Regions from separate parts of the Homo sapiens genome. Here region 2 is linked to region 1. The links are chromatin contacts, found by Hi-C or POLR2A ChIA-PET in ENCODE. All regions are on one chromosome and are shown on one strand. The core of a region is the stretch at or near the end of the contact, and the rest is flanking DNA. Distances in the headings are between cores, read along the strand shown.

Region 1 (4,989 bases), core at 473-2,972:
CCAAAACTGTTCTCCATAGTGACTGCACTAATTTACATTCTCACCAACAGTGTTTTATCCAAATCCTTGCCAGCATTTGTTATTGCCTGTCTTATGGATAACAGCCATTTTAACTGGGGTGAGATGCTATCTTATTGTAGTTTTGATTTGCATTTCTCTGATAATCAATGATATTGAGCACCTTTTCATAAACCTGTTTGCCATTTTTATGTCTTCTTTGAGAAATGTCTATTCAGAGTTTTTATCCAATTCTTAATCAATTATTAGACTGCTTCCTAGAGAGTTGTTTGAACTCCTTATATATTTTGGTTATTAATCCCTTGTCAGATGGGTAGTTTGCAAATATTTTCTCCCATTCTGTGGGTTCTCTCTCCACTTTGTTGATTGTTTCCTTTGCTGTGCAGAAGCTTTTTAACTTGATGTGCTCCCATTTGTCCATTTTTGTTTTGGCTGCCTCTGTTTGTGAGGTATTACTCAGGAAATCTTTGCCCACTCTAATGTCCTAGAGAGTTTCCCCAATATTTCCTTTTAGTAGTTTCATAGTTTGAGGGCTTAGATTTAAGTCTCTAATCCATTTTGACTTGATTTTTGTATATGGTGGGAGGTAGTGGGTCTGGTTTCATTCTTCTGCATACGGGTATCAGTTTTCCCAGTATCATTTATTGAAGAGACTGTCTTTTCCCCAATGTATGTTTTTGGTACCTTTGCTGAAAATGAATTCACTGCAGACATATGGATTTGTTTCTGGGTTCTCTATTCTGTTCCTGTTTTTATGCCAGTGCCATGCTGTTTTGGTTACTATAACTCTGTTGTATAATCTGAAGTCGGGTAATGTGATGCTTCCAGTTTTGTTCTTTTTGCTCAGGATAGCTTTGGCTATTCTGGCTCTTTTGTGGTTCCATATAAATTTTAGGATCTTTTTTCTATGACTGTGAAGAATGTCACTGGTATTTTGATGGAGGTTGCATTGATACCTCTTAATTTTCTAAGGGTTTTCCTTATCTCTTAATTTTCTAAGGGTTTTCCTAAATAAGAGTACTAGTTTATTCTTGCTGCCAGGTGATGCTTGGTAAAGAAAGAAATGGCGGTGGATGGACCACCCTAACTCCATGATTCCAATCTTACTCAGCTTTCTAAGAGACTCGTAAGGAACCTGCTTCTTCTTATCCAGACACCCACTCACCACAGTCTAACCAAATCATCATTTTGCCTTTCAACCCAGAGGGACAGACAGTAATTTTACCCATCCACCCCATAACGCCAAACACACGTCATCATGCAGAATTTGGTGTCAGAACTGGAAGGGACTCTATGATCACTCAGGCTAATACCTCACTGTACATATGAGAAAACCCAGAGTACAGAAAAAGAAGCGACCAAGCAGCAGGGGCTTGACTTGGAGTCTAGTGCTCTTTCCCCAGTCTAGGCTCCCTCCTGCCATCTAACAAAATGAAGCCAATTTCTCTTACGGTTCTAGGGCCTCTCCTTCGCGTCTCTGCTGTGGCACCTTTCCTTAGCCGCCTCTCCGACTGCGAGAGCTGATCGAGAGCTGCCACCGGCCGCCGAAGCCTGGATCAGGCTCTGTCCCGACGCCTGACCGGAACCTGAAGCCAGCGGAAATCCTGAGAGAAAGTCTGAAACCCACTCAGTCCCCGAAACCTTGTGTGTCGTCACTGCTGTGCGTCGGCGGGAGCATTTTGCGAGTGTCCGGGGGCCTTCGTCACTTCCGCCCCCGCGGCAAAGCAGGGAGGTCGGAGGACTGGAGAGGTGGGGACCCTGGGGAGGTGGCTGCTCGGAGTCTAGGTGACGGGGCGAGACGGGGCCGGTAGGTGGCGGGAGGGGCCGGGCCGGAGCCGGCGGGAGGGCCAGGCCCGGAGGCCCCCACCCTGGCGTGCCTGCCCCGGCCGCGGCTGAGGAGGAGGAGGAGGAGGAGGAGGAGGAGGATGATCTCCAGATACACTCGGAAGGCGGTGCCACAGAGCTTGGAGCTGTGAGTGGACTGCTCAGCCACCCCAGCCGGGGCGGGCGGCGGGCGCTCTGGGGACCCTCCTTGACCAGTCCTTCGTTCCTTTCCTTTCCCAGGGCTGGGGAGAGATTTTTCTTCGGAATTCTCTCCTCTCAGCCCTGCTGGACCCTGCCCCTTCTTCCTCCATCTCCAGCTGAGGGCGTGTCGCCCTTCGTCTGAAATTCCTGAAATCAAGCACTGGGTCTGCTGAAGCATTTGTAGCATCCGCAGTGCTTCAGGTCCCATTGTTAATGGCCATGGTAGCTCGAGAAGTTATTAATAGCTAACTGAGGGCTCCAGGAAAGTGCTCACTTGACACTGTGCAAAGCTATTTACATACATTTGCTCATTCCTATCAATGATATCAGATTGGGAACATTATTTTGCACATTCTACAGATAAAGATCCCAGAATTAAAGATTGTAGCATGCCAAAGATCACACAGCTTGAAGGTGGTAGAGCTGAGAGGTACAAACCTGATGTCGATCTGATTCCGAAGCCTGTGGTCATAACCATCACACATACTGCCTCCCCACCTCTGCAATTAAGCACCAGAATCCATAAAGATCAGTTTTGCTTTTGAGACTTTAAAGAGCAAATATTTCTGGCTTTAAAAAGATCCACCCTCACGGCCGGCCGTGGTGGCTCACGCTTGTAATCCCAGCACTTTGGGAGGCTGAGGCGGGCGGATCACTTGAGGCCAGGAGTTCGAGACCAGCCTGGCCAACATGGCGAAACCCCATCTCTACTAAAAATGCAAAAAAAAAAAAAAAAATGGCCGGGCATGGAGGCGGGGGCCTGTAAACCCAGCTACTTGGGAGGATGAGGCAGGAGAATCACTTGAACCCGGGAGGCAGAGGTTGCAGTGAGCAGAGGTCACGCCATCGCACTCCAGTCTGGGTGACAAGAGTGAAACTCCGTCTCAAAATAAATAAATAAATAATAAAAAAATAAAAAGAGCTGCCCCCTACCCTGACCGAAGTGGTGTATAATAATTTAGAAAGTAATAATAGTGTCATACATTTATTAATGCTTTACACTTCCAAAAGGGCCTTCACTTTTTTTTTTTTTTTGGAGACAGGGTCTTGCTCAGTTGTCCAGGCTGGAGGGCAGTAGTGCAATCCTTGCTCACTGCAGCCTCCACCTATGGGCTCAGGTGATCCTCACAATGTAGCCTCTTGAGTAGCTGAGACTACAGGTGCACACCACCACAACTGGCTAATTAAAAAAAAATTTTTTTTTGGTAGAGACAGGGTCCCACTATGTTGCCCAGGCTGGTCTCAAACTCCTGGACTCAAGCGGTTCTCCCACTTTGGCCTCCCAAAGTGTTGGCGTGAGCCACCATGCCCAGCTCACTTCACTTTTTGATCTTAACAACTCTGTAAAGTGGGTATGATTATCTTCAGTCTTTCAGAAGATGAAATTATATCAGAAATGTTACATATTTTAAGATTATATAGCCAAAAAGTCAGGAGTTGAGCTTGGGCTTTAACCCCAAATTCCAATTTTTTTTCCTTCATGGAGCTATATAATTTTAGCAACCATAAATTTATTAATTAAATATTAACTTTTCCTTTCATTTAGCTATGTAATTTTAGCAACCATAAATATATTAACTATTAATATTAATTATTAACTATTTAATTTATTAAATATTAATTATGCACATACATGATAATTGCAAGCATGCTATTTTGAATCATTCTTGGGTTTCTGGCTAGGCTGTCTTCTAGCCACGTGACTTTTAGGCAAATTACTACATCACTGAGCCTTCGTTTCTGCAATATAGGAGTAACACCTTATCCAAAAGCTTATTTAAAATGATGGTGTGGACCCCCACACCTGTAATCCTAGCACTTTGGGAGGCCAAGGTGGGCGATTGCCTGAGCTCAGGAGTTCAAAACCAGCCTGGGCAACATGGTGAAACCCTGTCTCTACTAAAAATGCAAAAAATTAGCTGGGCATGGTGGCACATGCCTGTAATCTCAGCTACTTGGGAGGCCGAGGCATGAGAATTGCTTGAACCTGGGAGGCGGAGGTTGCCGTGAGCCGAGATCACACCACTGTACTCCAGCCTGGGTGACAGAGGAAGACTCTGTCTCAAATAAATAAATAAATAAATAAAAATAAGAATAAAGTGATGGTGTGGAGCTTGACACATATACATCCTCAATAAATGGTATTTTCCTTGTCCCTTCGCACTTTTACTTGGGATACAATAGGCATACAAAGAAAATAAGTCTAAAACCTCTCTTTGCCTTTTAGAAGCTTATTATTTATTAAGGAATAAGATATCTACATGGTAGCAGTTTAGTTCCTAGTAAACTCTTTGGGAACTAGGAAGAAGAAACAGTCATCTCTTAGATTTGGGATGTGTTGTTCCTACTTAAAAAAAAAATTGTGAGGAAACTGTCTTTTCCCAATAAAGTGACTGAGGTTTAGCTAAAAATCTGCTTTTATGATTAATTCCAACCATTCTGAAAGTTAAAAAAAATCTTGTATGGAAAAAAATGATAGGCACTTGTTGGGCCAGAATTATTATTAACTAGTATAGTTGTATCAGTTTTCTTTCTATTTTTTTTTTTTTTGAGACGGAGTCTCTGTTGCACAGGTTGGAGTGCAGTGGTGCCATCTTGGCTCAGTTGCAACCTCCACCTCCTAGGTTCAAGTGATTCTTCCACCTCAGCTTCCCAAGTCACAGGACTACATGCCCAGCTAATTTTTGTATTTTTAGTAGAGATGGGGTTTCACCCCAGGCTGGTCTTGAACTCCTGGACTCTGTCTGCCTCGGTCTCCCAAAGTGCTGGGATTATAGATGTGAGCCACCGCGCCTGGCCTACTTGTTCTTGATTGTTGATTTGATACTCCCTATAAGGCCCAAAAGATGATTCTGTAGCTGGAGTCAGGATGAAGTGAATAATGAAGATAATGAAGATAAAATGTATCTTAATGGGAGCAAATTCAAAGCAATTTTTACTTTAGAT
Region 2 (4,989 bases), core at 811-3,310, 2.0 Mb after region 1:
CGAGCGCGGTGGCTCACACCTGTAATCCCAGCACTTTGGGAGGCCGAGACTGGCAGATCACGAGGTCAGGAGATCGAGACCATCCTGGCTAACATGGTGAAACCCCGACTCTACTAAAAATACAAAAAATTAGCCGGGCGTGGTGGCAGGCACCTGTGGTCTCAGCTACTCGGGAGGCTGAGGCAGGAGAATGGCGTGAACCCGGAAGGTGGAGATTGCAGTGAGCCGAGATCGCGCCACTGCACTCCAGTCTGGGCGACAGAGCGAGACTCCGTCTCAAAAAAAAAAGAAGAAAACCCAAAAAAACCACTGAGGTCTACCGGCGACATTATTGGATAGATGACTGCTTTGGGAGTTCCAGTTGAACCCATTTCTATTTCATTAGACTGCTCATTTTTTCTTTTTCCTTTGGCTCTGTTAAAAGAAAAAATTACAAAGAATTTAGTTTAAACATCTTAACTGGCTTTTAGTTCCAATTCTACAATTGGGCAACGCTTCATTCTGTAAAATGGAATGAATGTTCCAATGAGAAGAGGAAGTTGGTATTACAGACAGAAAAGGACCGAGGAAAGCAGAAACAAAAAGTGGATTAGTTGGTAGAAAGTTACTTTTCTTGTAAAGGTTAAAGAACACGGGACTTCTTCATGCCAGCTAAAACTGACCTGTTTGGGGATTTTTGTTTTGAGACAGGGTCTTACTCCAGCGGGCAGGCTGGAGTGCAGTAGTGGCACCATCTAAGCTTACTACAGCCTCAACCTCCCAGGCTCAAGCGATCCTCCCTCCTCAGCCTCCCAATTAGCTGGGACTACAGGCGCCAGCCACCACGCCCGGCTATTTTTTTTTTTTTTTTTTTTTTTTTTGGTAGAGGCAGGGTATTACTATGCCTAGGCTGGTCCGGAACTCCTGAGCTCAGGCGATCCGCCCACCTCGGCATCCAAAAGTGCTGGTATTACAGGTGTGAGCCACCGCGCCCAGCCTGTTTGGGGATCTGGCTAGCATCTGTTTCTCTCCTGATTTCTTGGAAGGTCAGATAAAGATCCTAGCTTTGGCGTGGTAGTGTGAAACTTCAGCATGAGTAACCCCATTTTGGTTTGGTCTGATGGGCCTAATGCAGGAGGTCAGTCTAAACTAACGGTCTCCCATATACATTTTATCTAATAGCTCTGTCACCCTTCCTGCACACCCGGGGAACTCGGGTGCGGCATTCTAACGCCTGCTCAGCATGATTCCACATTTTCTCCAGGCCCATAATCCAGAGGAGGTTGGGCCCGGAGCAGGCTTGCCTCGCCAAGCTCCGGCTCCGTGCGTGTGTGAAGCAGTGCCATGCCTGAGTGGGGAGGAGCCGCGGAAGAGAAAGCGTAAGGCGGCGTGGAAATGGGTGGGGCACGCTAGGACCCGCTCACATTTGTTCAGGGAGAGGCAGTCCCAAAAAGCCTCTCAGGCACACAACCCAGCACAGCAAGGCAGTCACACCAAGGTGGGAAAAGAGGGCAGAAGAGCGCGAGGGGCTGGAGGTGGCGCCCCTGTGTCCCACTCGTTCTCCCTGGGCTGGGAAAGAGAAGCGGTCCCTCAGAAGCGCAGGCTGCGCTAGCTTAGGATGGACGTGGGTAACGCTCAGCTGACTCCCCGCAGGCACCCTATGCAGGGCTTTGTTTCGGGGGGGAACCCGCACCAGCGCGTAAGGGGAGTAGGAGAGATCTACGTGACCCTGGTGCGCAGCCGCGCCCTATCGCCCCGGCCACGCGCCGACGCCCCGCCCCGTCCGTGACGCGTTCGCGCGGGGCCTCCGCCCCATCCCCCTCCCAGGCGGTCCCCAGCGCGCTGCCTCCGCCGTTCCCCGCCCCCTCGCCTCTGAGGCTGCCCGGATAGCTGCCTGATCCAAGGCCCAGCAGCTTCTGCCTTCCGGATCCCCACCGACGGACGGAGGCAGCCCACCTGCAGGACCGGGGCGCTGTCGGTCCACGTGGCCGCTCTGGAGCAGGTTGGAGTTGGCAGCGGGCTGCGCTGCAGGGACAGGCGCGGCGGACAGCCCCGGGGGCAGCGGCGGGGTCCTGTCTGGGAGAGGACAGGGTTGCGGCGGGCGGAACGGTGTCTCCTTCACTTCGCCCTCCAGCTGCTGGAGCTGCAGCCCGACCGCGAGCGTGCCAAGCGGCTTCAGCAGCTAGCGGAGCGGTGGCGGCGGCCCCCCTCAGGACACCACCAGGTACCGCCGCGCCCGCCTCACGCCGACCCAGGGGCCTAGGCCGCGGCGGCCAAGCCGGAGGCCCGCGCCGGACTCGGAGTCGGCCCTGGCTTCCTAAGATGGCCGCGCTGCCCCGCGGCCCCTCGCCCCTCTCTGCCCGGGATCTCCCTTTGGCCCTTTGACCCCAGCTTACCGCACTTCTTGTCCCTCCCGCAGATTCCCCTCTTCCCGCGGCCTCGCCATGGCGACCCACGGACAGACTTGCGCGCGTCGTAAGTAAAGCTGGGATCTCTGCGGGATGGGGCGGCGGAGAGTCGAAGCCTGTCGACCAGAAACCCAGTTTGTTTCCCCCTATCTTTCCAAGAACTTGGAAATTCGGCTGCTTTTGGTGGTCGCCCCACCGTCTGACCACCTCCTCTGCGGAGGAGGGGCTGGGCTGCTGGATTTCAAATGGGGAACAAGGCCCGGGGAGTTGGTCTGTGGCCGCATGGACTTTTCAGCCTTTGTACATGTCTTTGACGTATAGAAGTAAAAAGTTGTTAATTGGGGATTCTGCCTTTGGAGGATCGGATCAATCACTTTTCTAGAGGAAGTAGCAGTCCCTCTTGTGAGAGCGCAAGGTCATTACTTGTGCTCCTAAGGGCGTGGACGTGCTTTGTGGAATGAATGAGCTGGTGTAATGAGCTCAGATTGCCTGCCCTTAAGCAGCACAGCATTGGCCGAGGACTTGAGAGTCACATTAGTAAGTTTGAAGCGCTATTTGATATTTAGTTGATGTAGACATTTGAGTGAAACACACATGGCAGTATTTTTTCCAAGTTTCAATATTTAAATTCCCAGTATTAAATTCTCTTCCCACTCCAGGGTGTTGGTTTTCCCCTCAGCGAAGATATTAAAGGACGTATCAGGGTAAAGGGCCTAGTCTTAGGTTTCGGTTTTATCTAATTTAGTTAAATCAGCTCATCTCAGTGAATTTTGGCAGATACATAAATATCCATACACACAAATACTTGTTTGATTCTTTGTACTTGTCCAGTCCTAGGAAGTGAGGCTGTAGGTAATAGACTGTTTTTCCGTTTTGAAACGAATTCCCCAAGTTTGTATAATCATGGTTATCTGTTTTAGAAATAATTCGTTGGTGGTATCTCCTTTATGGGTCGTTATAGTTCTATTGTAGCTCCTGACCGCATAAAAAACATTCCAACAAATGGGATTGCTTGAATTTTAATATCAGCAGTGGGTCATGCTCTTGTTCTTGGATAGAAGGTGGGAGAATAGAGACATTAACACTGGAATGTTTTTTTTCTACCAGCAATGTGTATTCCTCCATCATATGCTGACCTTGGCAAAGCTGCCAGAGATATTTTCAACAAAGGATTTGGTAAGAACCTTATTTTTAAAACGTTTTAGATAAAGAGTGAAAATGTATGTTTGGGTTGCTTAGCGAAATCAGATCAATCATTGCAAATTGTAAATATCTTGCTGCTTTAAATTTAGAGTTACTTATTTTTTTGAGACAGGGTCTCCCTCTGTTGCCCAGGCTGGATGCAGTGGCATGATTATACCTCACTGCAGCCTGGACCTCCTGGGCTCAAGCGATCATCTTTCCTCAGCCTCCCACGTCCCAAGTAGCTGGGACTACAGGCACGCTCTGCCACACCTGGCTAATTTTTTTTATTTTTCGTAGAGGTGGGGTCTCACTGTGTTACCCAGTAAACACAGTGGCCTCTCAAAGCCTGGTTGGATTACGTTACAGACATGAGCCACTGTGCCCAGCCTTGTATTAATTCTTCTATTAGAAACTTAAGATACTTAGATTAAACTTATGTGAAAATAGTTCTTTTACAGTCTACATCCCCCTCCCCCAATTTCCCAAAATTTTTAAAAACTGTACTTAGAAGATTTGAGCCTTTAAGAAAAACGGCTCGTGCTTTAATTTTTTTTCAGTTATAGCTTAGGCCCTGGTTGACTAGAGTTACGATATATTACTGTTTTGCTTTTGTGGTGACTCCTAATACTTTATCTAGAGTTATGAGCTTTTTCAGGTGAATTTGAGTTTTCTTGAAAATTTTGTTCCATACCCTCCTCCCCTTTATTTAGACTGTTGGAAATACCCCATTGGCATAAATGTCCTAAATGTCTGTATTATGATAAGTTGGTTTTGTTTTTGTTTTTTTTTGAGACGGAATCTCGCTCTGTTGCCCAGGCTGGAGTACAGGGGCGTGATCTCGGCTCCCTGCAGCCTCTGCCTCCTGGGTTCCAGCAATTCTCCTGCCTCAGCCTCTCTGGTAACTGGGATTACAGGCACATGCCACCATGCCCAGCTTTTTTTTTGTATTTTTAGTAGAGACGAGGTTTCACCATGTTGGCCAGGCTGGTTTTGAACTCCTGATCTCAAGTGGTCTGCCTGCCTCGACTACCCGAAGTGCTAGGATTTCAGGCGTGGGCCACCGCACCTGGCCATATCATGATAAGTTATTAGCTATTCTGAAATTTCAGTTGAATGATTTTTTAATCTGATATTTAAGTTTAAGAATAGTTTGGGGGCTGGGCGTGGTGGCTCACACCTGTAATCCCAGCACTTTGGGAGGCCGAGGCGGGCAGATCACGAGGTCAGGAGATCGAGACCATCCTAGCTAACACGGTGAAACCCCATCTCTACTAAAAATACAAAAAATTAGCCAGGCGTGGTGGCACGCACCTGTAGTCCCAACTACTCGGGAGACTGAGGCAGGAGAATCGCTTGAACCCAGGAGGTGGAGGTTGCAGTGAGCTGAGATCGTGCCACTGCACTCCAGCCTGGGCAA

The links. Hi-C counts contacts between places; a loop is a spot of excess contacts on that map. ChIA-PET counts read pairs that join two places held with the same protein, here RNA polymerase II (POLR2A). Pooled maps may share reads with other maps.
Region 2: a map of B cell shows a loop between it and region 1 (13-fold over the local background). The contact joins the promoter of VDAC2 here to the promoter of FAM149B1 in region 1. A Hi-C loop is called at or near these places in 1 of 168 maps with a recorded cell type or tissue (B cell) and 6 of 50 pooled maps. POLR2A ChIA-PET finds 5 or more read pairs at or near these places in 2 of 52 experiments (PC-3 and T-cell).

Annotation. Positions count from the first base shown.
Region 1 is chr10:73,166,397-73,171,385 of GRCh38, forward strand. FAM149B1 (family with sequence similarity 149 member B1) reads left to right here and starts at 1,723. Exons shown (of 14, transcript NM_173348.2): 1 at 1,723-1,990. The coding sequence starts at 1,944. It overlaps ECD (ecdysoneless cell cycle regulator), which reads right to left and starts at 1,612. Exons shown (of 14, transcript NM_007265.3): 1 at 1,470-1,612. RefSeq lists enhancers at 1,431-2,030, 1,537-1,736, 2,631-3,229 and a silencer at 1,787-1,976.
Region 2 is chr10:75,208,736-75,213,724 of GRCh38, forward strand. It overlaps VDAC2 (voltage dependent anion channel 2), which reads left to right and starts at 2,061. Exons shown (of 10, transcript NM_001391963.1): 1 at 2,061-2,203; 2 at 2,399-2,454; 3 at 3,495-3,563. The coding sequence starts at 2,424. RefSeq lists enhancers at 1,384-1,965, 1,696-1,990 and silencers at 1,635-1,944, 1,965-2,334.